Linked DNA regions of Mus musculus: all the other regions are linked to region 1. The links are chromatin loops, found by intact Hi-C in ENCODE. Cell type or tissue: left cerebral cortex. All regions are shown on one strand. Each heading gives the region's core, and the rest is flanking DNA. Links, peaks and the distances in the headings are about the cores only. Region 1 holds the start of Neo1 (neogenin). Region 2 has its middle 80 kb from the start of Neo1. Region 3 has its middle 98 kb from the start of Neo1. Region 4 overlaps Gm33053 (a long non-coding RNA gene). Region 5 holds the start of Adpgk (ADP-dependent glucokinase).

The links. Hi-C counts contacts between places; a loop is a spot of excess contacts. Peaks named below come from ENCODE experiments on the same cell type or tissue, not always from the same donor. Only the 100,000 strongest peaks of a DNase experiment are listed, where the experiment ranks them.
Region 2: a loop joins it to region 1, with 2.9 times the contacts of the local background. A loop is called at or near these places in 2 of 42 quality-filtered maps.
Region 3: it touches region 1 in a loop (4-fold over the local background); 6 of 42 quality-filtered maps call a loop at or near these places.
Region 4: a loop joins it to region 1, with 8 times the contacts of the local background. A loop is called at or near these places in 6 of 42 quality-filtered maps.
Region 5: it touches region 1 in a loop (7-fold over the local background); 4 of 42 quality-filtered maps call a loop at or near these places.

The regions. Positions count from the first base shown.
Region 1 is chr9:59,032,134-59,038,118 of GRCm38, reverse strand. It overlaps Neo1 (neogenin), which reads left to right and starts at 1,678. Exons shown (of 28, transcript NM_001042752.1): 1 at 1,678-2,153. The coding sequence starts at 1,991. In left cerebral cortex, for the core only: CTCF peaks have their summits at 2,308 and 2,508 (motif pointing right); DNase peaks (open chromatin) are centred at 884, 1,544 and 2,438; H3K4me3 peaks cover 3,399 bases; H3K27ac peaks cover 2,275 bases.
Region 2 is chr9:59,113,062-59,119,046 of GRCm38, reverse strand. No RefSeq gene overlaps it. Among named protein-coding and RNA genes, the nearest start is that of Neo1, 80 kb to the right of the region's middle. In left cerebral cortex, for the core only: no CTCF peak of the experiment used is centred there; a DNase peak (open chromatin) is centred at 2,281.
Region 3 is chr9:59,131,755-59,137,739 of GRCm38, reverse strand. No RefSeq gene overlaps it. Among named protein-coding and RNA genes, the nearest start is that of Neo1, 98 kb to the right of the region's middle. In left cerebral cortex, for the core only: no CTCF peak of the experiment used is centred there; a DNase peak (open chromatin) is centred at 3,524; H3K27ac peaks cover 1,123 bases.
Region 4 is chr9:59,194,583-59,200,567 of GRCm38, reverse strand. All of the region lies in intron 3 of Gm33053 (a long non-coding RNA gene), which reads left to right. Among named protein-coding and RNA genes, the nearest start is that of Gm33053, 37 kb to the left of the region's middle. In left cerebral cortex, for the core only: no CTCF peak of the experiment used is centred there; DNase peaks (open chromatin) are centred at 864, 1,838, 2,548, 2,847 and 1 more place; H3K27ac peaks cover 1,375 bases.
Region 5 is chr9:59,287,770-59,293,754 of GRCm38, reverse strand. Adpgk (ADP-dependent glucokinase) reads right to left here and starts at 2,183. Exons shown (of 7, transcript NM_028121.2): 1 at 1,889-2,183. The coding sequence starts at 2,121. In left cerebral cortex, for the core only: a CTCF peak has its summit at 2,350; a DNase peak (open chromatin) is centred at 2,251; H3K4me3 peaks cover 1,928 bases; H3K27ac peaks cover 1,445 bases.

The DNA.
Region 1 (5,985 bases), core at 568-5,567:
AGTCATACATGAAAACCAGTGTGCTATTTTATTAGCTATAACTCTTATTTTTTTCAAGATTGGAGATAAATGTAAGCTTCATTTTGTAAGTCACATTATACATAATTTTAATATAATGAAAAAGTCCCTCTGTCTTAGATAGTCCAAAATTAACATTTGCAAGGCAATTTATAGTTTCCAAAGAGCTTCTCTCATCAATTATCTCAGAAAACTGAATAACGATGTGATTATTAAAGGTTAATTAAGCAAATACTTGTGAAGTAATTGGGAGGTAATCTATTTCTAATTTAACAGGTCATCAGGGGTATTTAGGAAATATTTTTTCTGGTTAATAACTCTAACCAAAACAAGATATTTAAATGGTTTCCCTAGTGGAAAACAATAAGCGAGTGTTTGCTCTTTTAAACCAATTGTTTCAAAGAGCCAGGGGAAGGGAGGGCTCCTAATTTCACTGTTTTAATGAGGTTTCTGAGCTCTTCATTCCCCACGTCAATCCATGCCTTATTTTGGAACTTTGGAATAAAATAAGATAAAATAGCAAGTGACTAGAGAAGGCATGGTGTGTGTTAGAAAAAGAAATGTCTTTTTTTGCTGGACACATCTTGGATATTGACTATACGCAGAAGGGCAAATAAAAATCCAACTCCTATCAACAACCCAACATGACTAAGTGAAGAACCAGGGTAGAACAGTATGGGCACTCTCGCCAGCAGACTACAGACTGTTTTCTCCTAACTTTGGGTAGCTCGATCCTCAGTAGTACCAGGAGGTTGAAAAACCAATTCCCGCGTGCTCCGCGTTTACTGTCGAGAGACACTTTGGATCTCAAGTACAAAACTGCAAAGTGACCATCCAGGGCCTAGGTAAAAGGCTGCAGTGACTGCAGAGAATTAGCCCCGGGGAGATTGAGTCACGGGGTTGGGTCCTGGCCTGGGCACGCGATGGAGTGGACTCCCCGCACCTTTGTCTGAGCCGGAGCCGAGTGTCTCAGTGGGGACGCGGGGCACCACGGTCCCGGCGGGTCGGGTACCGCCCGAGAGGAAGCCAGAGGTCGGCGCAGTGCGATCGGCCCCCTCCCACGGGAACCGCGCCAGGTCCCCAGCAAGAGCCGGGCGGCCTGCTATTGTTTTTGGCGAGCACATAAATCCGTGCGCCGACCCTCTGCGAACCCAGGTTTCCTCCCGGAGGCCATTCGGTTTCCTCTGAGGCCCTATATAGAGGCCCGGGGCAGAGAGGTGCGCGCAGGCTCGCGGCCTCCGTGAGCAGCTCCGGAGTCCGTGCGGCTCTGCCTCAGGTCTCCGTAGCCTTTGAAGCGGTCCGCGGAGGTGAGGGGAAATCTCTCCCGCGGGTTAGGAGCGGGAGGCGGGAGGCGAAGGAGGCGGATCGCTTCTCCGGGGTTTCCCTGACGCCAGCAGCAGCAGCAGAGCCCGGCGCGCGCGCCCCGCGCCCGTGCCCGTCTCCCGAGAGCCAGAGGGGGGAGGGGAGCGGGCCCGCCGCCTGCCCCTGCGCCAGCTCGGCTCCACCGCCGCGGCTGCCCGCGAAGCGACCGCCGGGATTGGAGCCCGGCAGGCCGCGGGGCGCGAAGAGGGTGCTCGTGGGGAGGGAGGCGCGCGTGCGCGGCTGTGAGCGTGCGCGGCACGGCGCGCTCCGGCGCCCGCCCCCCACCCCGCGGTCTCCGCCCCCCTCGCTCTACCGTGAGGAGCCCGAGTCGGCGGCGGGTGGCGGCGCCTGGAACCTGGAGAGACCGAGCCACCCCCCGGCTCTCGGCCGGAATGTACTGATTCTCCTCTGCTCTCCTCCCCGCCCCGCTGCAGGAGGGAGGCGCCCGGAGTCTTTCCCCCTGGGCGCGCGAGGGGGCCGCGCGGGCCGGGCCGGGCCGGGCTGGAGCCGAGCCCTGCGGCGCAGAGACCGGCTGAGGCGCGCTGAGGGAAGGGCGCGAGCGCTCCGCGGCGCTATCGCCGCCGCCGCCGCCGCCACTCGTGGGGTAGAGATGGCGGCGGAGCGCGAAGCCGGGCGACTCCTCTGCACCTCCTCCTCCCGGCGCTGCTGTCCGCCACCGCCGCTGCTGCTGTTGCTGCCGCTGCTGCTGCTGCTCGGACGCCCGGCGTCCGGCGCCGCGGCCACGAAGAGCGGCTCCCCGCCGCAGTCCGCAGGTAAGTCGGGCCGGGCCCGGGACGCCGTGGGGGCTGGGGCGCGGCACCGGCTCCCGTGGCCGCTGCGGTGGGTTTTTGTTGTTGTTTAGGATCCAGAGGGGAACGTGCGGGAACTTTTCCTCCTCGGCTCCCGTTGCTGGAGAGAAAAGGGTCTCGCGTGGTGGAAAGCGGAGCAGGCAGGAGGGGTTCCTACCGGGGGAGGGGCGCCTCCGGGATCCGGGCCGGAGCTCTGGGGTCCAGTTCTGCGCTTTGTACCGGGAGGCAGGTTCACCCCTCGCCTCTTTCCCCTCCCCCAGGCTCATCCCACTTGTAAGAGTGGGACATTCTTGTGCTCACACAAGCACCAGTAGAGGCCACTACACACCTCATTAGATAAACAATCGTACAGCCAATTCATTAATTTTCAGGAAGGGATGGAGGAGGGGGCTTGAATTCATTCTCTTCACCCTCCATCCCCCTCGGCCATGGGTTGCCCAGCTTCTGAAGTCCAGGGAAGCGCTGTCGGATCTCGAGGGACTCTTCGCTCAGTGATTGGAGCCTGGGTCTTCAGGAGAGGGGGTGCTAAGGGGCATACTAGCCCCTTCATGATCAGATCAGTGGTGTTGACTTAGCCTTGTGGACGCCTTGGAGAGCGGCTCCAAGTGATTCTGTGAAGTAGTGCCTCTTTACTAGGGATTTAACTATATTTCTATGTAACCCACTCTCAACTTCTGAAAAATTTCAGACATCGGATTTTTAAGGATTTGTCTAATTGTCTCTATGTGACTATATATGTATATGTGTGTGTATACACACACACACACACACATACACATATATACACATATATGTGTATATATATTCAGCATCTTTTTTTTTTCTGTGTGTTTCATGCATTCCTGGAGTCACCAGCATTCTTACATATTTAAGGGTGCCAATTGACACATCGCCAAGCCTCTGATAGTTGAGCAGGGTTCACTCGGCTCTTGAAGAGCAAATTGACATGTGCTTTGCTAACCTCGTTTACCTAAGGTGGTGTGCCATATAACTTGAAGAAACTTTCACTCACTTTGTGGAGATTTAGATTTTTAATACGAAGGTCACCTGATCAGACACAATGGCAACTTGTAATTGCTAAACCAAAAACGTGTTTCCCTCTGATTGTTATGAAATCATTAAAATCACTTCGAAATGTGATTTGCTGATAAAGTTTGTTATTTTGCATTTTGTGTGTATGTGTATAGAGCTCACAACTTGCCAGTGTTAACAGTTTTAAACCCACACTAGTATATATTATTTAAGCTGCTAAACAGGAGTGTTAATGTTAAGTTAGGATCACTGATGTGATAGGCATTTGCACATTTATCTTGTACAAAGTTTGGGGCACAGTTTTCAGACCTTCAGTGTAAGTACCTGAATAGTTTCTTTTCATGGGAATGGGAAAGAGAAATGTATAAATTTTGGAAAACAAGTTCCTCTTTTTTTTTTAAATTTCTTATGAAAATTTATATACAGCTGATTGTATGTGTATTTGAGGTCATAGCTGGAGTTTGTGTTTAAAGTTTTGGCAGAGACTTTTTAAAGTTAACAAAAGCTTAAACAATGCTAGAATTTAGAAATTTGTTTTACATTTTATTATTCTGTCTGTCTGTCTGTCTGTCATGCGTGTGTGTTTGTGCCTGTGCCATGGCATGCTGTGTGCTAGTCAGAGGACATCTTCGGAGGAGTCACTACTCTTTCCAGCATGCAGGTCCTGGGGAGTGAACTCAGCTCCTCAGGCTTGGAGGCCCATTAAAGCAGTCACTTAGAAAGGGATCTTAACGTCTGCTTTAGCATGAATTCAATCAGTGAGGTTTTATTTTGCAATGATGAGATGGGAGACATTTGCTCTCTGCCTTTATGGAGTTGGCAGTCCAGCATGTAGGTAGGGACCATAGCTGCTCAGCTAGAATTACATAGTTAAGTGATTGTGATAAGCACTGCAAAATAGAGTAGGTTTTGAGGAAGTGTGAGCTGGCGTGATTTACCTAGTCAGTGCCAGAGTTCTCGATCTGAGATGGTGATGGGTGGAGGTTAGTTAGAAGGCTCACAGTTAATTAGTAGTGGATAGAGTCTAGAGCACAGGTCTGATTCTCCCTCATAGGCCTTTTTATTTTCATTCCAAAATATTTTCTGTTGACCCCTCTGTCTCATTACAAAAATGATAAAAAAAAAAAAAAAAATCACTGCAGTGAGCAGGGGCTGATCTGTTCCGTCCTGAGCTGTGGGAAGAGATCAGGAGATGGAGAGCTGAGTCAGCAGTCTTGGGTCAGGCTGTCTGTAAATCAGATATCATTTGTTAGTATTGCTTATTTTGAAGACGATAAATTTGACTTTTTTTTTTGGTAGGAGAGAGATGATATTCAGTAGTAAGAGAAAAATAGATGTGTGGGAACAGAACAAATGAGTGTTCTACCCTCTTAGGATGGACATTTGGACACGTGGAAGAAGAGGAAAAAGCAAATGAGATTATGGTAGAAGGTGGTTAGCAGTGGGGAGGATGGGAAGTGAGTAAGCACACAGTCAGGCTAAACAGCTTTGTAGTGATCCTTGGGGGAGACAGATTGACTGAGCACCCTGTGAATTGCAAGTGCTCTCAGTTGACATTCTTCATAGAGGACCCCACACATTCTGACAGGCATTTACTTGACTTGACACATTACCTCATAAGGTGGTCTGTTTCTGTTTTTAATAATGTCTGTTAGAAAACCTTGCTTCACATTGAGAGTGATATTCAGTCTCCCACTCTTGAGTTTTAGCTCTTCCCTCGCCTTTATCAGTATCAGCATGCATAGCTTGACTTAGTGTTTGCTTTCCCCATGGTTTCTGCTTTTGTTTTTCACATTTTCTTTTACTCACTTAAATACTGATTCCTAATGTTGTCTCCTTCTTTCCTGTCTTTTGACTCTCCTGGTTCTCTCCCCTCTCCCTCTCTCTATTTGGTAGCCTCATTGATGCAGGTCCAAAGGCAGACTCACATTTGCTCCTCTTTCCTCTTCTTCCTCCATCCCTCTTTCTCAGTGTCAGTGAACCAGTCCCTGGCCAGGTCTCTGACATGGTTAGAGTGGTTAGAATGATTGCATGGATTTGACTTGTAACACCTGCTGTAACCATCACTGTCCAAGTGCTCTCCTGAATTAAGATCTAGAAAACCTTATTCTGGTTGATCTTTGCCTCCTAGGGATTCCTTCTGTCTGTACCTTTTCATCTTTATCCACACCTGAACTAGCAATAGCAACACTGTAATAAATCTCTTTGCCTCAACAGTTATCCTGTAGGTGTGTCTTCCTATCGGAGAGATCCTTCTGAGCAACGTTTCTAAGGGTGGAACTCCCACTGAAAATGTCTTACTAATAAGTATTCCATAGTTCCTTGTTCTAAAAATCCTTGGGATGGAGATTGTGAGATCCTGTGCGTTCGTTAACACTCTCCACCAATCCCAGTTTAAATTAGTCTCCTCTCATCACTCCTATGTGTACCCTTTGTTCTCCCACTCCAGATTAATTGCAGAGCTTTCTGCCTTCAGGCTTTTGCACATGCTGTCCTTTTTTTTTTTTTTCCCTGTTAAAGCTACATCGTACTTCTTTAGCTCCTATCTTATCGGGGAAACTTTTTTTTTTTTTCTATTGGCTTCTCCCCCAGAGAGTTTAATGGTTGCTGTTCTCCCTGTTCCTGTAGCTTTTAAAATACTTTTCATTTTCTATTACTTATTTTCTTGTCACCTTTGATTGTCTTAACCTCTGGAGGATTGGCACTTGACTTACTTGTCACTTGACTTACTTGTCTTAATATCCGTGTTCTATCTGACGCATCC
Region 2 (5,985 bases), core at 401-5,400, 81 kb before region 1:
AGAACTTTTGCTCTTCTAAAGACATGGATAAGAAAACAAAACAAATTGTAGACTAGAAGAAAACATTGCCAATTGTGTATCTGATAATGAATTTGATCTTTCAAAACTCAATTTGAGAAAATAAATAATCTAACTTTAAAAGGAGTGAAAGATTTAAACAGAGACTCCATCAAAGAAAATATATGGCTGACAAGTCAGTACATCAAAAAATTTTAATCCTCATCAGGCCTTAGGGAGATGCACTCTAGATCTGTGAGAATAGCAGACTATGTGTGTGTGTCTGTGTGAGAGTATGTGTGAGTATGTGTGTGCATGTGTGAGAGTGTGTGTGTAAGTGTGAGAGTATATGTATATGTGAGAGAGTGTGTATGTATTGTGAGAGTGTGTATGTGCATGTACATGTGTGTATGAGAGAGAGAGAGTGCTCGTGCATGTGTGTGTGTGCATGCATGCCTCTGTTGTGTACACATAAGTATGGAGGCAGAGGACACCCTCAGGTGGTGTTTCTCAGATGCTGTTACTGTAGAATGCTGTTCTCTGGGCATAGCAGCTGTGTGTGTGTGTGTGTGTGTGTGTGTGTGTGTGTGTGTGTGTGTGTGTGTGTGTATGTGTGTGTGTGTGTGTGTGTGTGTGTGTGTGTGTTCATCAGAGCAGGTGTGACTATGCACAAGTAGCCCTGGAGGTTGGGCTTGCTGGCTGCCAGTGTTCTCAAAGAGAGGAAGGAGGTGATGAGGGATATTAGACCCTCACCTGAGATTACGGCAGCTCTCTCCTACACCTCCTGTCCATTTCTGTCATTCTGCCCTAACTGCACACGTCCCTGTGGTCTCAGGAGGTCCAGAGTACATAGAGACTGTGGGGGGTTATCTTATGCAGCTGTGGGGATGCATCATCTATGTGGAGGTGAGGCTCCAGTGGTGCAGCTGCTTTGGGGTCATTCAGATCCTGTAAGTAACCCCCAAAGCATGCTCCGTCAGGAAGCCTGCTGACCTCATTGGCCCCTACAGTAGACTCTGGTCTGTTGTTTAGGCCTTAAAGGAAATGGTAGGTGCTTACCATTTCTCAGGGAGCAAGCCTTCCTCCACCTTGTTTCCTGAGACAGGGCGTCTCACTGGCATGAAACTGAAACTGGGAATCCACCTACCTGCCTGTCCAGAGCTAGAATAAGAGGGACGCACTAGTGCTTAGCTTCCTTACACAAGTTCTAGGGCTCCAACTCAGGTCTTCAAGACTCCAAGGCAAATCCATTTAAAGACTGAGTTGTCATCCTGGCCACAGCTGACATTTAAAAAGCATGGGAAAGCCTGGCCTCTCAGTCATCACTGCTGGGAACCTAAAGTGATACAGCCACTTTGAAAACCAGTATTACGGCCTCTTATAAAGTTAAATATGCACAAATCACCTGGCCCAGAACATCCCTCTCTAAAGAGTTATCCAGAGGTGCAGTCACACGTAACCTGCGTGTTGATGTTTATAATGGCCTTTTTTATAAGTCAGAATCTCGGCTGACTCACTGGCATGTCCTTCAGCGTGGGATGGATACATGAATCGTGCCTTTCCATACAATGGAAGGTAACTAGCAATAAAAAAATGAATGCACTCATACCAACATGAGCGACTCTCAAAAGTCCTGAACTGAGTGAAAGACAGACCTAAAAGTCTACTTCCTGTATGTGTCCATTTATGAGAAGGTCAATTATAGTAATATGAGTCTCTCAGAACTGGGGATGGGATGACTACAGAGGTGCACAGGGGACATTTTGGAGTGATTAAAATGTGTTACATCTTATATACTGTGGCAGTTATGTGATTACCGAAACTGTGTACCTTTTAACGGTGAATGTCACCAGAGGCAGGTCAGATCTCAATAAACAACAGCCAGAAAACAAACCCAGCTGCTCCAGATACAGCAGTGTGCATTTGTGATTCCTGTGACCTTTGCAGAGATTCAGTGTCTATGCATGTCTATGTATCTATGGACGCTCCTGATCGTGTCAAAACATCTGCACATGAATTTGTTGTTCTACTGTTTATATTTAGAAGAGGAGTTAAGACTTTTTTGCGTGTTATTTAGTTAAAATGTTGACTTGAGGTTGGCTTGGGTATGTAAACAGCATTATCTCCTATGTTAACATCAGCTAAAAATATATAGGCAAATACATAGGTTCAATAAGGCTTGGATATTAAAAACCCAAAGAGATTCTACTGGGAAAACAAACCAAGAGACATTCTTGCAGGGTGTGCCAGTAGTAGGAGACGGCTGAACCCTATTTTTACAACCTGGCAGACAGCCTACCCCATTGCTATTCAACTGACATGTACACAGAGAAACTTCTGTAGAATAAAAGTCCCGTCTCATAAGCACTATTTTCTTCAGGCACTGACAGTCAGACTAGAAAAAAAAATCCAAAGGAGCTGAATAATTTGAAGAATGAGGACTATCTATTATTAATACTACTATTAATATCTATCCCCAGACCTAGAGAGTGGACGGTCTTTTCATACTCATAGAATATTTACACAAATGTATATCTTAATCTGAGCTATTCCAAAATGTACAGCAAGAATAAATTATATCCTCTGATCATAATTAAATGCTACTATAAAAAGATAATGGGAGAATAACCAAAAATCTTCTAACTACTTGGAATAAAAATGACAATTATGGAGTTGCCTGGCAAATTTTAATATTGTGATTACTACATGTTGAAACTTATAGGATGTAGCCAAAGTTGGGCTTGGAAGAGAATGTATAGACTTAAACGTCTCAATTACCAAACAAGAAAACGTGGAAATGAGCAATGAATTAAGTAATCGATTGAAAACTCTGGCATGTGTGAAGCAATGAAATGTTTAGTGCCGGCAGAAGCTAGAGAGAAGCAACAAACGAGCAGGGGGAAAGCGGGAGGGAGCGTGTGAGAGGAAAGCGTTCATCTAATCACTACGTTTAAAAACACAAAATTAAGTTGGATAGCTGAATGGAAGAGGGTGGCAATAAAACAAATTGTTCACCAAGTAGTGAATTAAAAGAGAGGGAAAGCATAATTATTCAAGATTAGAATAAAAGATACGGGAGATGCACTCCCAAGTATATATGACATTTAAGAAATTATAGATATACTCTCTGTATTATACTGTTCATCTGATAGTCCAGATAAATGAAAGACTGACTGGGAAAGTATAAATTATTCAAGATAGGTGAGCAGTGGTGTGGGAACATAGTCCAGTTAGGAGAGTATTTACTTAGCAGGTCCAAAGCCCTGGGTTCTAGCCCCAGCCCTTCATAGCAGTCATGGCTGTCATTCCAGCACTCCAGATATAGATGCAGGAAGGTCAGAAGTTCAAGGTCATCTTTAGTTGGAGACTAGCCTTGGCCATATGAGATCCTGTCTCAAACAAACAAACAAACAAAAAAGGTAGGGTGAGGAAGGTAAGGAAAAAAGTGAAGACTAACCCCACTTTGAAATACAAATGTGAGCTTTACAAATGCAGCATCAGAGTTCCTTCTCAGTGTGTGTGTGTGTGTGTGTGTGTGTGTGTGTGTGTCTGTGTGTGTGAGTCCATAATCAATAATGCCTTTTTTATCTCTGATTATGTACTGTGTTAGTTTCCTTTAGCTACTAGAACAAATTACCACAAACTCAATGATTTAACACAGAGACTTATTCTTTCACCGCCTCAGAAGCCAGAACTCTGCAATTAGTTTCACTGGGCCAAAATGAAAGTGTCAGCAGGGCTTGTGCTGGAAACCCTAGAAGAGGATCCATCTCCCTCCTCCCCCCTTCCCGATGCCTGCACTTGTATTCTTTGCCTTTTCCAGCTTCTATTCCCCATATGCACTTCTTGGCTCGTGCAGCCTTTGCTCCATCCTCAAAGGCCAAAACATCTTCCAACCAACAATTCCCTAAAGCAGATCAATGCTGTGTGTGTGTGTGTGTGTGTGTGTGTGTGTGTGTGTGTGTGTGTGTGTGTGAGTGTGTGTGAGTGAAGTCTCCCTGTTCACATAGATTCACATGCATGTGTTTGGAGTCTGGAGGAAGGCTTCAGATATTGTTTCTCAAGCACCATCGACCGTCTTCTCTTTGAGACAGTATCTCTCATTGGCCTGAGACTGTCTAAGTAGCCTAGGCTGCTTGGACAGCCAGCCCTGGGAATCCCCAAGTCTCTGCCTCCCCAGTACTAGGATCACAGATCAGCAAGCACCATCCAGGACATGGACATTTTTGAGTGTGGAGTCAAACTCAGGACTTCATGCTTGCAAGGCAATAAACTTTTCTGACTTACCCATCTCCCCAGCCTACATTTCTTTTCTGTAGCTTGAAGCCTCCCTCCCTCTGTCTCCCTCTTAGAAGAACACATGATTGCATTAGAAATCTTCTTGTATGGTCCAGGATAATATGCCCATCTTGAGATCATTAGCCACATTTTCAGAACCCTTTGTGCCTCACAAAGTAACCACACCCAGGTAACACTACTGTGTAGGATTTAGATATCTTTTACTAAGAAAATTTTTAGTTAAATTTGGCCCTTGGCCTCCAAATTTTCACATGCATCTACATGCAAAATATAGTCACACCCTAGAAGTTTAAACCCATTACATTGTAAAATATCATCATCTAAATCAGGTGTGGAAAGATTCTGGGTATGATCCACTTACCTCCCTGTCCAAACACTTGAAAACTAGAAAACAAGCTGTCTTTCCTCTCCCCACCCCACCCCAGATTTAACACAGGAGCACAATGTAATGGTTAAAGCTGTCTCCATTCCAGGAGAGGGGATGTGGAGGAATAAGGGAGTCATGGCTTCCCAAGAAATTTCAAGATCTATTAAGATGGATTGCATTAGATTTCAGGCAGGGGGCAGTTCTTAGGGCCTCAAAGTTCTGTTTGCCTAAAGGTCTGCCCTCTGAGTGGGCCCCATCTTTCTGAGAGGCAATGGATGGCTGCTGCTAGTGATGCTGTAGTCCTGGTGCTGCCCCTGGCTTGCTGGAAGCAGATGGCTGCCCTTTATTTAATCTTTTCTTTGTCTCTCTCGGTCACAGTTGGCAGTATTTCTGCTGGACTAACATCCTGAAAACCCTTGTATATCAGAGATCTGAGCCATCAGATGAAAGGATCCTCAACGGATGCTTCTGGATAATCCTACTTCTCTGTTCGGCTTGTCTTGAGATGACTGAGTGTAGCCACGTGTCATGCCCTTAATCATTTCTGCACCAGCAAGAGGCTGCCCAACCACACCCTTGTCTTTCTTTCGATAGCACAGTATCCACATCCTGAATCTCTCCTCTTGATGCTGCCTTTATTTTATTTTATCTTATCTTTTGTAATTTCACTAGGCTGAGAATGTCTCAAACCATCAAGCCATGCTTCCGTTTCTTTCTTGCTTAGCAGATTTTCTCTTTGTGTTTCACATTATTCATAATCAGTAAAGAGGAAACCAGCTGCACCTTCTACACTTTGCTGAGAAATCTTAGCTAAATAGCCAGCTTCTCTATTCTCCTTATAACCAAGGGATTAAATTCAGATGTACTTTCCGCCACTATGCAACAGGATCTTCTTGCCTCTAGGCTTCAGTAACATATCCCCGCCCACCCCACCACCCCCAACTCACCTCCTGAGCCTTCCTTAACTGCATCTTTAACATTCATACTTCCAACAACATTCTGCATATGATATATATGTGTGTGGCAATATAAGCTTCCCACATTCTTCACCTCTTCCTGAGCCCTCGCTGGCTGACTTTAACACCCACGTTTCCATAAACAGTCTGTTCAAGGAAGCTTAGGCTTTTCTTCCCTTGTGCTCCTGAAGCCCACCAGCCTCTTCCCATGATCCAGTCCCAAGGTGGCACCCACGTTTTAGATGCTTGCTATGCTAGTTATCCCAGTCTCAGGCACCGGATTCTGCATCCGTTAGTGAGTCACTTGAGACAGAGAAGCATCAAGTATATGAAGAGCTGATGCTTGTAACTGGGAGGACTTGGCAG
Region 3 (5,985 bases), core at 502-5,501, 100 kb before region 1:
AGAGATGGGTTCTATTTCCTCATGGATATCCAACTCCCTTATTTAAAATGTAGTGTTTAAATATAGCCTGTCTTCACCCTCCCATGTTCATGCAGTGTCTCCTCATCCCATAATACCCAATACAGTGTTCTATAATTCATTGCTCTGGTGTAATCCTTAGGGAATAGTGATAAGAAAGAAGTTGGTGCAGGCTCAGTGCAGTCAGTTTTTAAAACATAATTTTAGCTGTGGTTGGTTAATTCTGTTGATGAGAACAACATAATCCTGAAGGGCCAGCTATAAATGCTAAGTAAGAGTGAACACCACAAATGGGTAGCCAGAAAGATCGTAAGAGGCAGAGGTGGTGGACCTCCTGGCAAAACATTATTTGCTGAACATGACAGGTCCCCTATATGCATGACCTCACAACAGCTTCGACCACAAGAAAAAGACCTGCGTGAGATCAGACCAACCCACTTCCCAGCATGGAAGAGGGAGAGGCTCAGGAAGTCCTGCCCCTAGTTGAGAAGTTATGGGTAATTGAGAGCTGCTGGGTATGTCAGAGGATGTGGCAGTGAGAGGACACAGGTGACCAAGAAGGTGGTCCTATACCCATGAACATAGAGGCAGCATTAAATAGACTCTGTGGATTAATGGTGGAGAAGAAGGAGGAGGAGGAGGAGGAGGAGGAGGAGGAGGAGGAGGAAGAGGAGGAGGAGGAGGAAGAGGAGGAGGAGAGGGAGTGGCAGAGGTAAAGAAGGAATGGAGGGAAGAGATAGATGGGTGAATTTGATTAAGACACATTACATATGTGTATGAAATCTTCAATAAAGACTTGTTACTATAACATGGATTTTCCCAGTCTGTTCCTCCAAACTGTCTAAACTCTATCAAACACTTCAGGAGGCTAAGACTCATGTGTCCATTATTTCTCTACCATGTGCCCAGCATGTAGCAGACACAAGGAAAATCTACACTTTGCCACTGTTTCCTGTGGTCAGTGACTTCTTGGTTTTAGTTTTATGTCATTGATTTCCATTTTGCTGCTATTCAAGTACTTTATAATAAATTACAAAAATCATGACCCTTTTTCTTATACATTTCAGTACATATCTAAAAATAACTCACTTGCTTCAGAACCACAATATGATTAGCATACCAAACAAAATTAATAATTCCCCAGTATCATATATAACTACTTATTCAGGGTTCTTCAATTATTCCTCAAACATCCTATTACAGATTATCTCTTCCTAGCAGAGTCAGAATCGGAGTGGAGGATGGGCTGCTTTAAGTCCCATGTGGAAACAGCACTTTGCTGTTGCATGTACCACTGGCTTATTAAAGATGCTGAAGAATAGATTAGTTAATTAGGTGACACCTAGCATTCTTCTGTCCCCCCTGTCTCTCTTACGAGAGGAAAGCTAGTTTTAAGTTGTGGTATTATTCAGGTTAAATCTTTTCACATAGAAGATATGGTAGATGACGCTGTAGCCAGAACACTGAATCACTCTGAGAATTCGTGTCAGGTTGGTCTAACCCAGTGATGCTAAGATTGATCATCAGCTTGAAGTGGAGGTGGCTTGATCCCTCATTGCAAAGTGAGTGAGTCCTCTACTCTTTTATCATTAGCAAATAGGCTGTAAGGTGAAAATTGATACCTGGTAAATTCATAGCTCACCATCAACATTTTAACATCTACAGATGAGCTTCACCTGAATCAATTATCCCACAAGGGGTTGCAAAATGCTAATTTTCCAATCGCACACCCCTTCTTTATTTATTGGCTTATATGCTTGTGTAACAAAGGGCTTTCTCTCATCAACTGGGATATATAGCTCCTCGTGGAAGACAGGATACGTGTGCAGCATTCTTCCCTTTAATAAGCGATGCTCAAAATAAGTTATTGGTAAATGGCAGCTTGTTTTAAATGTTAGAATTAAAGCAATGCTGTGCAGGGAGTTCCCCTGTCCCCTAGCTGAACAATTATTTTAGCATAAGCCTGGGAAGGGGTGGGTGCACTAGACTGGGACCACTGTGCAGAATTCTCAGTGCAAATCTCACATCTGAATCCTCAGATTTTTAAGGATAAGGTTGACTGATCCTCAGTCTAAAAGTTGTTATTGCATCTCAGCAGATCCTGGTTATATGGTTTATGGGCCCAGTGATAATCTCTCTCTCTCTCTCTCTCTCTCTCTCTCTCTCTCTCTCTCTCTCTCTATCTCTGTGTGTGTGTGTGTGTGAGGAGTGCATGTCATCAGTAGTTGCACCTGTTGTTTGAAACACAAACTTTCATTGGCTTGGGACTTCACCATAGGCTGGCTAGCTGGCCCTTAAGCTCTAGGTGATCTCCCTGACTCCACCCCCTACCTTGCCAACATCGGCATTACCAGTGCATGCCATCACACCTGGCTCTTTACATTGGTTCTGAGGACCCACACTCAGGCTGTCACACCTTTGAGACAAACACTTGACCATCTCCACCACCATACAAGTTCTTAGGACACACTTCCCAATGCTTCCCTGGGGAGAGCGCTCACTCCTAGGGTTCGTGGAATAACTCTTACAACTTACTTTTTTTTCTCTTTTTTTTTTTCAAATTAAAAAAAAAATTTTTTTTGAGCATTTCAGTGAGAACTCTTGATTCCAAATTCTCAAATCAGTGTAAATAGCTCCCTCCCTCCCACTGACTACACCTTTCACATGTGTCTGGGCCAGCCACTAGCATAAAACCCTGGTTCTCTCTCCAGCCAAACAGCACACACTTCTTTAATGTGGTCTCGTAAATCCAGCCCAGCTTATTGCCTCTTCATTCCCAGTCTCAGCTTCTCTCCCTCCCTCACTGAGCCCAGCATGGCTGCAGGGTGCTCTCTTCCTGAAATCAGAGGCAGACTGTCCTACCCTCTCCCTGACCCCTTTGCCGCCAGGCTGCAACATAAGCTCCCATCTAATTGCTGCTCTGCCTCTCTCAGCAGAACGTGACCTCGTTCTGGGTCCCTCTCTTAAAGCAACTGTCTGTGTTTTTCATTATGTTTGCCAAGACATATTAGTTTGAACTTTTCCCGGACCTAACTGGGTTGGCTCCTTTTCCTTTAAACCTCTGAGGCAGCAGGTTCAAGAATGCAGCCTTTGGTGGGAGGAGGGGTTTGGCCTAGAAGCCTTAGGAGGGAGCTTGCAGCCAGGACACTTGTGATAGTCATATAGTCCTACGAGGACTGCATGTGGACTGTCCCTTTAAGAAATGGGCAGACTCTGGATCCAACTTCAGACCTCAGTTAGAAGTTGAAGCCACAAAGAGAACACACACAGCCTGCCCAGAAAGCTGCCCAGCCTTGCCATGGACGGTCTCCTACCAGTCTGTTACCCGAAAATCCTCAAGCCCATCCCACGAAAACACAAATGTGAACACTGTCTAAACATCGAAGCCTTCGAGCCAGCCTCCACCCTGCAAAGGAAGTTAAGAGCCAAGTTCCCGGGCGCCCTCAGCTTCTGTGCTTTGGCCAATCACCCAGCAAGAAGCAGCACCTCCCGCCTACACTCGATGCATGCTAGTGAGAATTCCTTATGATTTCTATGAGGATGTCATCTGCAGCTTAAGTGAATAATTCCCTTTGGAAATAAAAGTGTTCATGAGCCCTGGAAGAAGAGAGGAGACACGCAGGGATGGGAATGCTCATCAGAACGAAGGGAGTTTTCCAGCTTTTAGCTTCGCTAGGAAATAAGTAAGATAAAAGTCATCTATAAAAAGTGCTGGAAGGGCTTCATGCAGCCTGGGGCTTTTGCCAAGGGACAGATTTCCTCCACCAACTCCATTCCTTCCAGGCCCCTTTCTTGTGTGTTCGCCTTTGCTTTCTTCTCTCCTTTGTCTTTTAAGCAGCCCCTACTCGATCTGGGCGGCAATCTTTAGGGCCAGCAAAGCTTGTATTGGGCAAACCTTAGAAACAGGTGGAGCTGGCTCTTGGCAGAGGGGGATACCACACCATTTTGGAATGGCAGCAAGGAGACCCCGTGTCAGCCAGGTAGGCCCAAGATCAGGTTACCTATAGAGCCCCCTGCTTCCCCTCCCAGGCTGTTACTTGCCCATCACCTCCTCGCCTCCTTCTGGTCCTTCCTCTCCTGTAAGCCTGCCCTTTTGGTGGCCAGATAGAGAACCATAGGCACCTGCCAGGCACGAGGCTGTCTTTCTGAAGCCCCTCCCTACTCTTGTTTCTGACAGGGCTCATCTGTGTGGCTTAGCATATCGCAGGATGATCTTCTCCTGACTTCACCTTCCACATGCGTGACCCTAGTGTCTTTGTAAATAAAACAGCAGAGGTCAACTTGCCATGGAGAGAAAAATGCATAAATCAATATGCAAATAAGTCCACACCAGACTCTGCACATCAGTGATGGAGCATCTTGGAAGATGGGTGGTGCAGCTTTTATGCTGAACTCTGTCTCAAGTGCCATGGTTCCGGTTGTGGGCTTTGGGAGAAAGTGAGCCAGATGGAAAAATCAAATCTCTCTTGGATTGGCTTTACTTAAACAAATCCCAGGGGCCAGCCTAACCGCTGATTCAGTCTCAAATTTTGATTTTTCCATCTTTCAACTCCCTGAATCTCAAAGAGATTTTATTGTGGGCCCATGAGATGCCCTCAGCTCTATTGAGAATCTTTTTGGCCTTTTGACCAACCATTCTGAGAAAACAGAGATGGGAGTTTCTGTCATTGGCCGCAGAAGACTCAGATGCTCCCAACCTGGAAGAGAAAAGCTGTGGGGCAACTTGTAGAGGGGAAGGTAGCGATTTCTTGTGTTGAATCAAAAGAAGAGGCTCTTACTGTTCACACAGACTCAGCCATCATGCTACTGGGATGAGATCTCAGAAAAGGTAGAAGAAATTTCCAATTCTGTGTATCCTTACGTACCTGGGCAGAACAGAAAGCCACAGACTCCAGAGTCTGGCTTCATAATCTTCTTACCAACTCACAGCCTTACACCCAACCAGCTGCCAGTCTCCTCTGTTTGACTGCATTACCAACTGATTCCCCTCCAACCCCCAACTCCCGCTCCCTTCCATCTCTTTTCTTTCCTGATTCCTTCATCTCCTCCTCCTCCTCCTCCTTCTTCTCTCTCTCTCTCTCTCTCTCTCTCTCTTTCTTCTCTTTTTAATTTAATTTTTAAAAATTATTCACTTTACATTCCACTCACTGCCCCCTCCCAGTCACCCCCTCCCACAATCCTTCCCCCATCCCCGGTCCACTTCTCCTCTGAGGGGCTTGGCGCTCCCTCTCCCACTGAGGCCACACAAGGCAGCCCAGCTAGAACATATTCCACATGCAAGCAACAGCTTTTGGGATAGCCCCTGTTGTGGGGAAGGACAGGAGAGATGGCCAGATGGCCATAAAAGTGAATGGAAATTTGCAACTTATGGGGGTCAGACGGTGGGAGGGGGGTGAAACAGAGACCTGGGATAAGGAGTGCGCCCAAGAATTAATGGGGTGACCTTAGCTATGACTCACTACCTTGAGGATGTGGAACCTGAAGAGGCCACCTCCTGTAGCCAAGTAGGAACTCCAGTGGAGAGATAGAAACACCAACCAACCTACAAAACTTTCAACCCAAAATTTATCCTGTTTACAAGAAATGTAGACAAGGGGCATGGAGCAAAGACTGAGGGACTGGCCAACTAATACCTGGCCCAACTTGAGTTCCTCCTCCAATTCTGAAGAGTAATACTTAGACTATGCTTTAGTCAGTAAATCACAAAACACTCACCTTGCAAGACTGGGGACCTGAGTTTGCTCTCCCAAACCCGTTTTTTTGTTGTTGTTGTTTTTTTGTTGTTTTTTTTTCTGTTTTGCTGTTTTGTTTTTGTTTTTTTTTTTTTAAAAAAAACTCAGCATGGTGGCACACATTTGTAATCCCAGGTATGGGGAGTTCAGCTAGACTAGCTTACTGGACAAGTCCTAGGTTATGGGAGAAACTCTGCTTCAAAAAGGGGGGGGGGATGGGTCCAGTTCATGAAGA
Region 4 (5,985 bases), core at 409-5,408, 160 kb before region 1:
CCTCAGAAAAAGTTGAGAGTGATGAAGGAAGACAGTGGACACAACCACTGTGTCCCTGACAGCCCACACCTTCCCCCCACAAGCTCACTCATACATAATACACACACACACACACACACACACAGAGGCATGTGCACATGCATACACAGAATTCTTGAAATCCTTAGTGAATAATTCTGACATGTTTTAATCAGGAAGAAGAACTAATCTTTATCGGTGGAGCACACAGCAGGAGGACTGCTTGGGAGACAGTACAGAAGGGTGTAACCTGACCACAGACCCCTTGATGTTCTCTGGCATGAACCTAAGTTGCTCCCATGGTTAAAGGGCACCTCAGACAGTTGGGGTTTGGTGACTGCAGAACAATTCCCTCGGTGTTTAAGGCGTAGGAAACGTTTGCATTTTGCCCTGAGAAGTGTTCTCTCCGTGATTGCATCCATGTGTGCTTCAGAACGTCCGTCTTCTGCTTCTTATTCATTTACACTTTACACATCAAAAGACCGTTTTGTAAGAGCTACTCGGTGCACAAGGAGTCTCATGAGTTTTCCTTCTAAATGAGCCAGCAACTTTCCAAGAATCAGGAAGCTGCGAGTTGCCAAGAATAAATAAATCAACTCCAGAAGGTTCAAGTTTGGTTTTAAAACTCCGTAAGATTTTAAGTAGGTTCTATATCTGGCTTAACTCCATGTCCTTATCGCAGACATCAAACACAGGATGGAATATTACTCCTGCCACGAAGCTTTCTTTGCAAGCGTTGAATTTAATAATCCTTTTTTTATAATGATTAATTCGAAAGACTGAACAAAAAGTCCTTCCACCGTCGCAGAAGCAGAAGTGAATGTATGGCAGGCTGCTTTTACCTCAAAGTCACGTGGTCTTGGCTCACTCGGTTAGAGAACATGCTATACAGATAAATCTTTGTCTGCCTCGGTTTCCTCCTCAAGAAAATGGAGAGACAGCCCCAGAAGGGGCTAAAACTCCTTGATTAAAAAGAAAAAAAAATCCCAAAGACTGTAGAAGCCAGGGACTTGAGGATTGAGTATTGCTGATCAAGACTTTTTAGTTTGCTGTGGTCATGTTCAACAGTGAAGGAGTTGTAAAAAGTGAAAGTGGGTTAGTGACAGACACATCAAAGAGGCACTCCGGGCTGTTGAGATGGCTCCGTGGGTAAAGTGTCGAGATGGCTCCGTGGGTAAAGTGCTTGCCACCAAGCTTAGCAACCTGAGTGAGACCTCAAGACTCACACAGCGCAAAGAGGGAACCAACTCCCATACACTGTCCTCTGACCTCAACACACATGCCACGGCACGTTTTTACACACACATGTACCCATGTGCACACAGACACTCTACACAAACAAGTGCAATATAAAAATAAATAAAAATTTTGAAAGGAAAGAAAATACATATGGCTGAGAAAAATCAAGGACGATGTTCTGAAGTTGCCGATCTTTTATCCAGATGCCTTTCCCAGGTCAGAGCCCCATCTCCCCAGTGCTGAGGGACTTGGCTGCTGGCAGTCCAGTCCTGTCCTCTTTCTAGACACTTGCCCTTGGCTGATGGAAGCTTCAGGTGTAGGACATTGTAAGTTCACACTGTAGATGCAGGCATTGTGTCAATGGCTGCCAGGAAGACGGTCCACCAGCCCAGTCCTCTTGTCTCTCAGCTGCATGAGCTCAGTGATACACTATGTTTAGGGCTTCATGAAGGATCAGGTGGTAGCTAGAATTCTCCTCATACCCTCTCTAAGAGTTCTGCTTCTTTCTACAGAGCACTCCCTGACGCATTACTTGCTCAAGAACCCCACCCACCCACGTCTCTGGTTTCTTTTTTAAGTGAGGGAGAAGAGAAATGAATTGTGGGAGTAACGTTGGTGCTCTAAGCAGCATTCCAGCTGGGCTCATGTGTTCCACGTGTCCTGGGTGGCCTGAACTATGAATTGATGGATCCTGCAGGAGTACAGGAAACAGAGACACCAGGGATATGGAGCTCTACTGCCTGGGCAGAAGTTTCTTTCTTCCACTGATTTAGCACTGATCCAAGGACCATTAATTACTGTGACAGTGCTGGGCTGGACAGCAACCTTGCTTACCCCTTTCGATTTGTGCCCTAACCTAATGGAGTTGGATCTGGCAGATGCTGAGGCTCCAGGAGCAGGCTGAGAAGGGGAGGGGACAGGGCAGGGGCTGAGCAGCTTATTTTCTTCCCAGGAGGCAGGGGAATCCAGGGTTTGAAGGGAGAAACACCCATGTTCAGCCGCCACCACAGAAGACAGTCTGAAAGGAGACAGTATGGATCCCAAACCCTGCTAGACTTGCCTGCTTTTAAAATGGGGGAGACACTGGGGGAAGCATCCAGATGGAAAAGAGCTAATTTAAATAATCATGCTCTTTTTATGGTTTTTGGTGGTTGTTCTTTCCCCATGAAATGATACCAAAGGAAAATTTCAACCTGGAGCACGAGTCACAGGTTTGGGACTCCATATGGGGAACTGAAACGAAGTCCCGTGGGACTCTGGGCCAGGATCTAGTTTCCTCCTACTTGAAGCTGCAGGTCTCCTGTGAGTTCACTCAAACACTTTTCTAGATGGACTTCCTTTCCTAGGGTCTCCGGTTGGTGTATATGACCAGAGGGGACTCCCTCAGGGGAAGGCGACAGATCTGTCCTCAAGGGGAATGTAGGCGAGGCTAAGTGAAGAGAGGACATTCTGAAAGCGCCCGTCCGGGAAGATAAGAATCCAGGCTAAGCTAGTTCAGGAGAGAATCCCACATGCCTGCAAGTTGGGATTCTCAAGGGAGACAGAAAGTGAAGACGAGACAGCAGCTGGTGGTAGGCATCAGCAGATGGCCGGCCTCGCTGCTGGAGACCAACAGTGATCCCAGACAAAGATGCCATCCTGGAGAGAGGAGGCGGCTGCGCTGGCTCTTCTGTAGGAGGCCTGGGCCAAGCTAGGAAGAGCTACCTCCTGCCTTCTGCCAGGAAGTGGGGTAACGGAAGGAGGAGTAGTGGCTTTCAACGGCTTTCATCCGTCTGTTAGGTTTTTAAATTTTTAGTGCTGAGGATTGAACTCAGAGCCTTGCACATGCTTAGGAAAGTACTCAGCCACCGAGCTACATCCCCGGCCTCAGCTTTCATCATTAAGACAGCCAGGAAGCTAAGAGACAGATCAGAGAGCGGTAGAGTTGTAACCACAGTCTGTCGGTCTGTCCGTGTCTGGAGTGCTCGCTGTATCAGGACCTCTCAGGTTGTCTTATAGGAGTACAAAGAAAGGAAGGGAATGGCTAGACACCACCCCCCTACGCCTCCACCCCCTCCACTCCCCACCCTCACCCTTCCACCCCCCATCCCCACCCCTCCACTCCCCACTCCTACCCCTCCACTCTCCACCCCCAACCTGAGGCGAGCACCCTGACGGGGTGTGTCAAATGGACTAAATTAAAGCATCTTAGATCACAACTTCTTTCAAACTGTAGAGTTCCATCCTTGGGATGCAAGATACTGCTCCGACTTAATGACATTACAGAATTTTTACGCAGCACGTCTTCTATTTGCGATTTCTCTTAGTATCCGAGGTGTAGAAAATCACCCCTTTAAGGGGTCTATTATTTAATATAAATTTGATTAATACCTCTTAAGTTACTATCATTTGAAAATATAACTCGCTAAAACCGTTGAGATTAATTTAAGTGCATGGAGGGAGGTGAGGACCTCATTTTAAAAATAACCTGCAGCTCTCTGGTTGGTTTAAAAAAAAAAAAGGAAAAACAACCGTTTTAAGCATTACAGCAGTAATTAGGACAACAGAGGAGCAGTTGACAGAAGAGAAAACCAGCAGGTTTTCACACCAGCCATGGCTGCTTTTTAAAGTACATCTCTTTTTATTCTTTTGTTGTCTATAATTTCTCATGATTGTGATCATATGATACATACAAAATTATATGGGCTGATTTTTAAAATTGCATCTATTTTGGTAATAAGTGCAATATATTCTGATTAGAGAAAGTTTGGAAAATACATGTGTGTTTTTAAATTTAAAGCAAAAAACCAACTTCAGTTTTGCATATCTCCTTGTAGGAATAATGCTCTATAATTTTGTAACTATATTTCTTGTAAAAATAATGGAGGACAAAGCACGTGCTGAGCTGTAAGCATTGTGAGTTATAACAGACCCTAGGTGAAAGCAATGTAAAGATATGGGGGTTGGGGGATCTGTGAAATGGCTCAGTGGGTAGAGATGCTTGCCACCAAGCCTGAAACAAAGCTTGATCCTGGGGACCCACGTGGTAGAAAGTGAGACTTGATTACCTTCATGTGTTCACAAGTGATATGCCTGTGCCTAAACACATACAGTAAGTAAATAAGTAAAGAGTGATGTGGAGATGGGCAATGGTGGCACGTGCCCTAAACACAAGCCCTCGGGAGGCAGAGGCAGACAGATCTCTAAGTTCAAGGACAGCCTGGTTTGCTGGGCAAATTCTAGTACAGCCAGGGCCAACCCTGTCTTAAAAAACAAAAAAAGTGAAAACAAAACAAAAATAAAAGAAAGGGGAAAAAATAAAACCTCATGCCTTAACGTGACCCATCTCTGTAGAACCTGTGGTCTATCTATCTTCCCCAGATACCATGTTCAGCGGATGGTGAATTGTCCATTGTGATTTTTCGATGACATTGGTGATATAGTTTTAAGTAGATAAACTACTTGGTGTTTTGTCATGCTGTAGACTGAGCGGAGGGTGTCTCTGAGGAAGTGCTCCGATGTACTCTCAGCCTAGTACTGGTTTACAATTAAGACAGGGGGACCAGAGATGCAGCTCAGCCATACAGTGCTTGCCTAGCAAGAGAAGACCTGAGTGTAGTTGCCAGTACCACAGGATCCATAAGTTGTTAGATCTTAATATAAAAACGGGGTGTTGAAATATGCTCACTTTCTTATTTATTTATTTATTTATTTATTTACTTGAGACAGGGTTTCTTATTTATTTATTTATTTATTTGAGACAGGGTTTCTCTGTGTTGCCCTGGTTGTTCTGGAACTTGTTCTGTACACCAGGCTGGCCTCAAACTCAGAGATCTGCCTGCCTCTGCCTCCTGAGTGTTGGGATTAAAGGCATGGTTTGCTCAAATTCTCAAGCATTTTTTTCTGTCAATAAATTTAAAGCTTTAAAAGTAAAAAAAAGTAAGAGATTCTGATTATGTACAGATTTATTTATTATGTATGTGTTGTAGGTGTGTGTGTGCATGTGTGTATGGTCACCTATGCATGTATCTGTATTGGGGCAGGTATGTGCACATGAGTGCAGATGCCTGTGGAGTCCAGCAGAAGGTGCTAGATCCCCTGGAGCTAGAGTCATTGGTGGTTGTAAACCACCCACCTTGGGTACTGGTAACTGCAAGAACAATGCATGTGCGAAAGCACTGAGACATCTCTCTAGTCCTTCACCTTGTTTTTTGAGACAGGCTCTCTCACTGAACCTGGGACTTGATAGTTCAGCTGGACTGGCTGGCCAGTGAGCCTGGGTTCTTCTTGTCTTCCCCTCCCAGTAATGCTTTGGTTACTATGCTGTCCCCTATGGCCTTTACATGGGTGCTGAGGATCCATACCCAAGTCCTCACAGCTCACCCACTTTACCAAGTCCATCTCTCCAGCCCCAGATTTGTTTATCGTTAACATGTCAACCCCATTTTCTTAATCAAATTCTTTTTCCTCTTTCTCTCCCTTTCTCTTTCTGTCTCTCTATGTCTGTCTTTCTCATACACTCATAGAGAAAGAGAGAACACATGATTTTCTTATTGTGTGTATGGATGTTTGTGTATACAGATGCATACATCTATGAGTGTGTGTGCAGAGGCCACAGGAGGGCATGGAGTGTCTTCATTTACCAATCTCTGATTTATTCCTTCAGGCAGGGTCTCTCTCTGAAACCAGAGCACACATTTCTCACCTAGGTTGGAGGGCACTAAGTCCTAGCAATCCTTCTGTCTCCAC
Region 5 (5,985 bases), core at 370-5,369, 260 kb before region 1:
TGGTAGCTGAACACGGACAGCACTTTTCACAACTGCTATAGACAATGTATCTCCCCTACCTCACCTCAAACTCTTGCATGGGAACCCTGTGGTGGTTTCAATGAGGATGCTCCCTATTGGTTCATCTATTCGAATGTTTTCTCCCCAGTTCGTGTAACTGTTTGTGAAGGATTAGGTGTAGCCTTCTTGGAAGAAGTTTCAGTGGGGGTGGGCTTTGAAGTTTCAAAAGCCCACGCCCTTTCCAGTTAGCTACGCTACTCCTACTTTTGAATAAGGATATACACTCTCAGCTACTGCTCCAGTATCATGCCTGCCGTCACGTTCCCTGTCATGATGGTCATGGACTCATCCTCCAAAACTGTAAGCCCCCAATAAACTCTTTCTTCTACAAGTTGCTTTAGCTGTAGTTTTGTTATGGCAATAGAAAAGTAACTAAGACAAACGCCAATCCCCACTGTGACTGTATCTGGACTTAGGGTCTTTCAGGGAGCAATTAAGGTTAAGTAGGTGGCCCCTAATCCAACAGGAATGGTGTCCATATAAGAGAAAAAGACATCACTCTGGAGAACTATACAGTAAAAGGCATGTGAGAGCACGAGAAGCTGACTGGCTCCAAGGTAGGAAGAAAGAAGAAAGGCACCCCCAGCATCAGCTTCCTTAGAAATCACCCTGGCACCTTGATCTGGAACTATCGGTCTCCAGTCACAGAAAGTTTATGTTGTTCTAAGCAACTAGTGTGAGTTATTCTGTTGTAGCTGCTCAAGCTGCTTCCAAAAAAATGCAGCACAGACCTGACTTCTTCCATACATATGCCCTCAGAGCCCAGCACACACCTGACATAGCTCCAAGAAAGATGATCAAGAACCTGATAAAGCCAGGTCTTTAAGCCCAGCACCAGGGAGGCAGAAGCAGCTGGTCCTTAGAGTTCGAGGTCAGCCTGGTCTACAGAGTGAGTTCCAGGAGAGCCTGGACTACACAGAGAAGCCCTGTCTTAAAGAAGAATAATTTAAAAATAAAACTAAACTAAAAAGACAAGAGAAAGAAAGAAAAAGGAAGCAAACAGATCAGATAATGATCTATGTTCTAATGATCTACTTACGTTCCAGACCAGCCAAGGAGGCTGTAGTTCAAAAAGGAACAACAGAAGCAACATTTAAAAAAAAAAAAAAAAAACCAACTCTAACCTAAAGAAAAACATACTAAAAAACTCGCTGATGCATAGTGCCCTTGACAAGACAAGAAAGCCAAGCCTAACTGGAAGAGGGACTAAGGTTAGTGTAAAAAAAATTGGATACATTTCTGTGAGTTTCACAAAGAAAGGAGATACTGTGATTTGAGAGAACCTTAAAAATATGAACTATCACTTAGTATGGGGAAGAAGGTAGTTTCGAGAAGGGCGTGCTAAACGCGAAAGGCGCAGAGTTCTGGTAAGGAATCCTTAACAAAAAATGTTGAATATGAAAATGAGCAGTCTTAGTAGAGTGGTCTTCAGACCGGATGACGTAAAGTCAACAGCTAGAGACAGAAGCATTTAGCTTTAAGTACGTTAGGAAGAGTGCTAAAAAAATAGGAAAACCATCGTGGCCACCTGAGAACAGTCGGCAAAAAAGGGCTGGAAGACAGACAACAGAGTAACCTCAAAAATTACAAGTGACAGGCTGAGTTGAATTTCTAAGAAGCTATGAGAGCTGCTTTTACAGGGAGCAGGGCCAACCGGGTGGAAATATGCTGACTATCCCTGCAGCGATGACGGAAAAAGGCTCGTCTCACGCGTCCGACACTTTCGCCCAGAGGGCAACCCAGACACCACCGAGTCCCGGGCGGACCCCGGAGCGCGCGCACTTCCCGGGGAGGCCCAGAGCCGCAGGCAGGCCCCGCAGGCACTCACCCCACAGCCACGCGGCGCCAGCGCCGGGCGGGCTGCGCGATGAGGGCGTCCCAAGCGGCTGCCAGCCGGCTCTCCGGGGACAGAGGTCCCACGGGCACTGGCGCGGGTCCCAGCCTCAGGGAGCTCCAGAGCGAGCGCAGCGCCGTGCCCGGCAGCTCCGGCTCCAGCAGGAACACGCAGCCCACGGCCAGCGCCAGGAAGCCGGCGCACGCAGAGCCGCGCCACAGCGCCATGTGCACACACCGCCGCACCGGTGGCTACAGGATCCTTTCTCGGCTCGCGCCTCCTCCCAGCTGGGCGCGTGCTGACGTAGACGTGCGTAACGTCACACCCGCGCGCCACAGGCTCTTCCTCCCGATGGGCGGAGCTACGACGGAACTGCAGCCCCAGTTATGGGTGGAGCTATGGGTGGGCTGGAGGCGGGACGACGACAGGGCTGGCGTTGGGGGTTCGCTCTGTTTAAGTCTTGGCGCTGGCGCTGGGCGACGCTGTTGTGCGATTCTGTCCTTGGATGAACAAAGGCAGTAGTGTGGTTCCCAATCCGTACACGTCTTCCCGATATTCACTGATAGCCTGAGATAGAGTGTGTGTGTGTCCGGGGTGGGGGCGAGAGAATACTTTTACTTCCCTAGTAAGATAAGACATGCAGATAACGAAGAAGCAGCAAACCTCGCGATTAGAGTAGTCGGTCTCCCATTGACAACGAGCCACGCTGTTGTCTCTTAATCCGTCCCTCCGCCAGTGTTTGACCTCCATGGTTTTACTAGGCCGGTTCCTTTCTAAGTCTGGTGCAGTGGCGAGGCGGAGGGTGCACGACGATGGGAAGGGCTTCCCGCGAGAGGAATCTGCTCAGACCCTAGTGGTGCTGGGCACGGGGAGTCCACCTCTTGAGATTTTCAGCTAGTCAAAGGCTTCCGCTAAGACTGAAGCGATCTTGTTCAATCTAGAGATCAGATTTAACACTCAGACCCCTTAGATAACCCTTTCGGAGGTGGTGTTCCTTTGAACAACCCCAGAGTAAGCCGCAAAGGGATACAATCATGTGTACAGTATGGAAGGACTATAGACTCGAGTTTTTAAATCCTGGTTTAGTTGTTCCGGGTGATACTACAGAAATCCAGCCCTTCCTCCTTTGATGTGACGGTTCTATGTGAGAGGGTAGGTTAAGAGGCAGGAAAGCTAGGCTTGATGTCCAGTTCATTCTCAGCCTCATCTAGCCTGGCCTATTTCTATTTTGCTAGTTCTGCTAGCTCCTGACCAATTTTCTACTCTGTCTATAATTTTTGAACTTGTTAATAGAAATGTGTTTCCCTGGCTTTGATCTTGGACGTTATCTCCCACCCCCACCCCCAGTATCCAAAGTGTTTCTGTTATGGCTCTCAGCTGTTAACTGGCCAGAGACTGGTTACTAGCCCAGACTAGCCTCAAGTTCACTGCGTTGTCAAGGGTGACTTTGAACTTTTTTTAAAAAGATTTATTAATTTATTATATGTAAGTACACTGTAGCTGTCCCCAGACACTTTTTTCTTCTCGCTCAGACCCCCGGAGCAGTCAGCGTTCTTAACCGCTGAGCTATCTCTCCAGCCCCAACTTTGAACTTCTGATCCTCTTCCCTCTAGCTCCTGGAATTACAAATGTGTATCTCTGTGTCTGGTGCTCAGGGAGGAAGGGAAGGTCTTATACCTTCTAGACAGACACTTTACAGAGTGTCTGTAAACAGAAGCATTTTTTGCCTCTGTTTACTGAGAACCAGTACCAGGTGTCTGTGATTAATTGATTTGGGAGGTGGACTGGCAAAGTCACATGTGTTTGAAGGTTGGCTAAAGCCCATTAAATATAAATTCCCAAGATCAGTTTTGGGAGGAGCGGAGGCAGCTGAACTATAAGAACACACTCATCTGGGAAGATGAGGGGACGACTCCCCATCAGTGTGGAGATCCCTTGCAAAGCTGTTGCTGAGTCTTTCCAGGCTTGCAAAACCTTTTGTTGTTTAGTCTTAGAGGCTAACTAGCAAGAGCTGGAGCAAGTTAAATCTAAGTTTATTTCTCATGTAAAAGTACAGCTGTGGTGTGGGTGACTCTGTGGCCTGTGCTAGCAAGCTGGATCTCGTCGGGTAGTTTTGGGGGGATGATCTGGGCCTCTTCCTCATTGGGTCAGTCAATGTGAGTTTGTATTGGGGAAGATAAGGAGATGAGAGATGACTCCAATTCCAGCTGCAAATTAAGAAATCCAGAGCTCCCGGAGGGGAACGAGAGACAGCAGCAACACCTCACAGAGCCTGGTGAGACTTCTGACCCCATACACAGTCCCAGCAGTCTTGATGTCCTCTCCCAGTTTATCAGGGCGCAGGGAACTACAGTCCTTCTTGAACTGATTCCTTAATGAACAGCAGTCATTTCAGATTATCTGTTTGGCATCTGGAATGTTTTACTAGCCAGTTGCTTTTCTAGGGGACAATTATGCAGAGCAGTCCTGAGTAAGCAGACAAGGCTTCATTGCCTGAGTGAAACAAAAAAAGAAAGGAAGAAAGAGAGAGAGAGAGAGAGAGAGAGAACAAGGGAGTGAGCAGCAGGAGCCTCATGACTACCCCTCCCCCAACCCAAATTACTTCCAGACATGGCCTTTGCTATTGGTTTTCTCTCCTAGGACCTTAAAATGAGAGAGCGAAAAAGCAATTTCATTCCAGAGAATTCAGAGAGCAGCACAGGCCCCAGGTGTTCCACCCAAGACCCTGACCCAGAAGGCTATAAAAGCACATCTAGGATTTAAACAGGAAATAGCAGAGCCCATCAGAACACCAATCCACATCACCCCACTCCCACCCCCATGATCTGAAAGGTTTTGAGGGGCAAGTTTGCTTCTACTTTGGAGCAAAAGGCCCCTGTGTTGGCTGGGTTAACCTTTTCCACAGCTCAGGGTCTCTGAGGTCTCGTCCAAGCAGCTTTCTAGATACTGCCCTCTAATCAGGTGTTTGCTGATGCCAGGAGCCCTGCCAGCCAAGATAAGAACAGAACTTTAAAGGTCAAAAAAAAAAAAAAAAAAAAAAAAAAAAAAACCAAAAAAACACAACCACAAAACAAAACCTCCAAAGAGACAAGACGGGGAAGAAAGAATCTCAAGACTGTCTCTTCAAAAACAAGGTCTGTGTCCTGGGCAATGAGTGCCCTCCTCCCTGTCTGGCACTAATAGAGCCCTAGAAGGGCTCAGGAGATGGGGTGAGGCAGGGGCATAGCTGGTCTGTCAGCAGCAGAGACGGATGAAGGGCAAGGACGTTCCTTGATGGTAACAGGATTCTGCGCTTAGACTGGGAATGGCATCTTCTCATCTTGGGAGATGAGGCACTGGCCCAGGACTTTCACTTTGGGATGAATTACATTGGATGGGAAAGGGCTGAGCCTGGAAAACCAGAGGCTGAAGCTGTTGGGATGTCTGTTTTCTGGGAGCCGAGGGCCTTCATAGTATCAGCGAAGCACAATGAAGCATGGACTTCCACAGAGTGTTCTCCTGACATCTCAATTTCCCTGTCAGACTGTCAGCCAAAGCTCTTCAAGCTCGCAGACTCTGTCCTCTGTAGGTGTGGAAACCAGCCCTGCTGGCAACCAGAAAGCAGATGTTGCAGGGATGTGGTTTGCGTTTCTGTAATACAGTGGTTTGTAAGGAAAGTTACCCTAACTCTGTTGGCTCTCTTCTCCTTCATCATGCTCCCTGAGCTTGGTTCTCAGCATCCATGTTGAGTGGCTCACAACTGCCTGAAAATCCACCGTCAAGGGTGGATCCTACATCCTTGGCCTCCTAGAGCACTGAGCACTCACATACACTACCCTCCTCTCCCAAGCACTTAAAATGTTTAAGTACTTTTTAAAAAGGAAGCTGGGCATGGTGGTGCACACCTTTAATCCCAGCATTTGGGAGGCAAAGGCAGGTGGACTCTGAGGAGTTAAAAGAAAGAAATTAACCAAGAATCAAGCAAAGAAAGAAAGGAGAGAGGAGAAATAAAAAGAGGACGTGGTAAGCATTACAGAAAGAGGAAAAGACAAAAGGAAGAGCATTTTTGCTGGAGAGTGTGGTAAACGGGGTTGAGAAACATTCACAGCCTT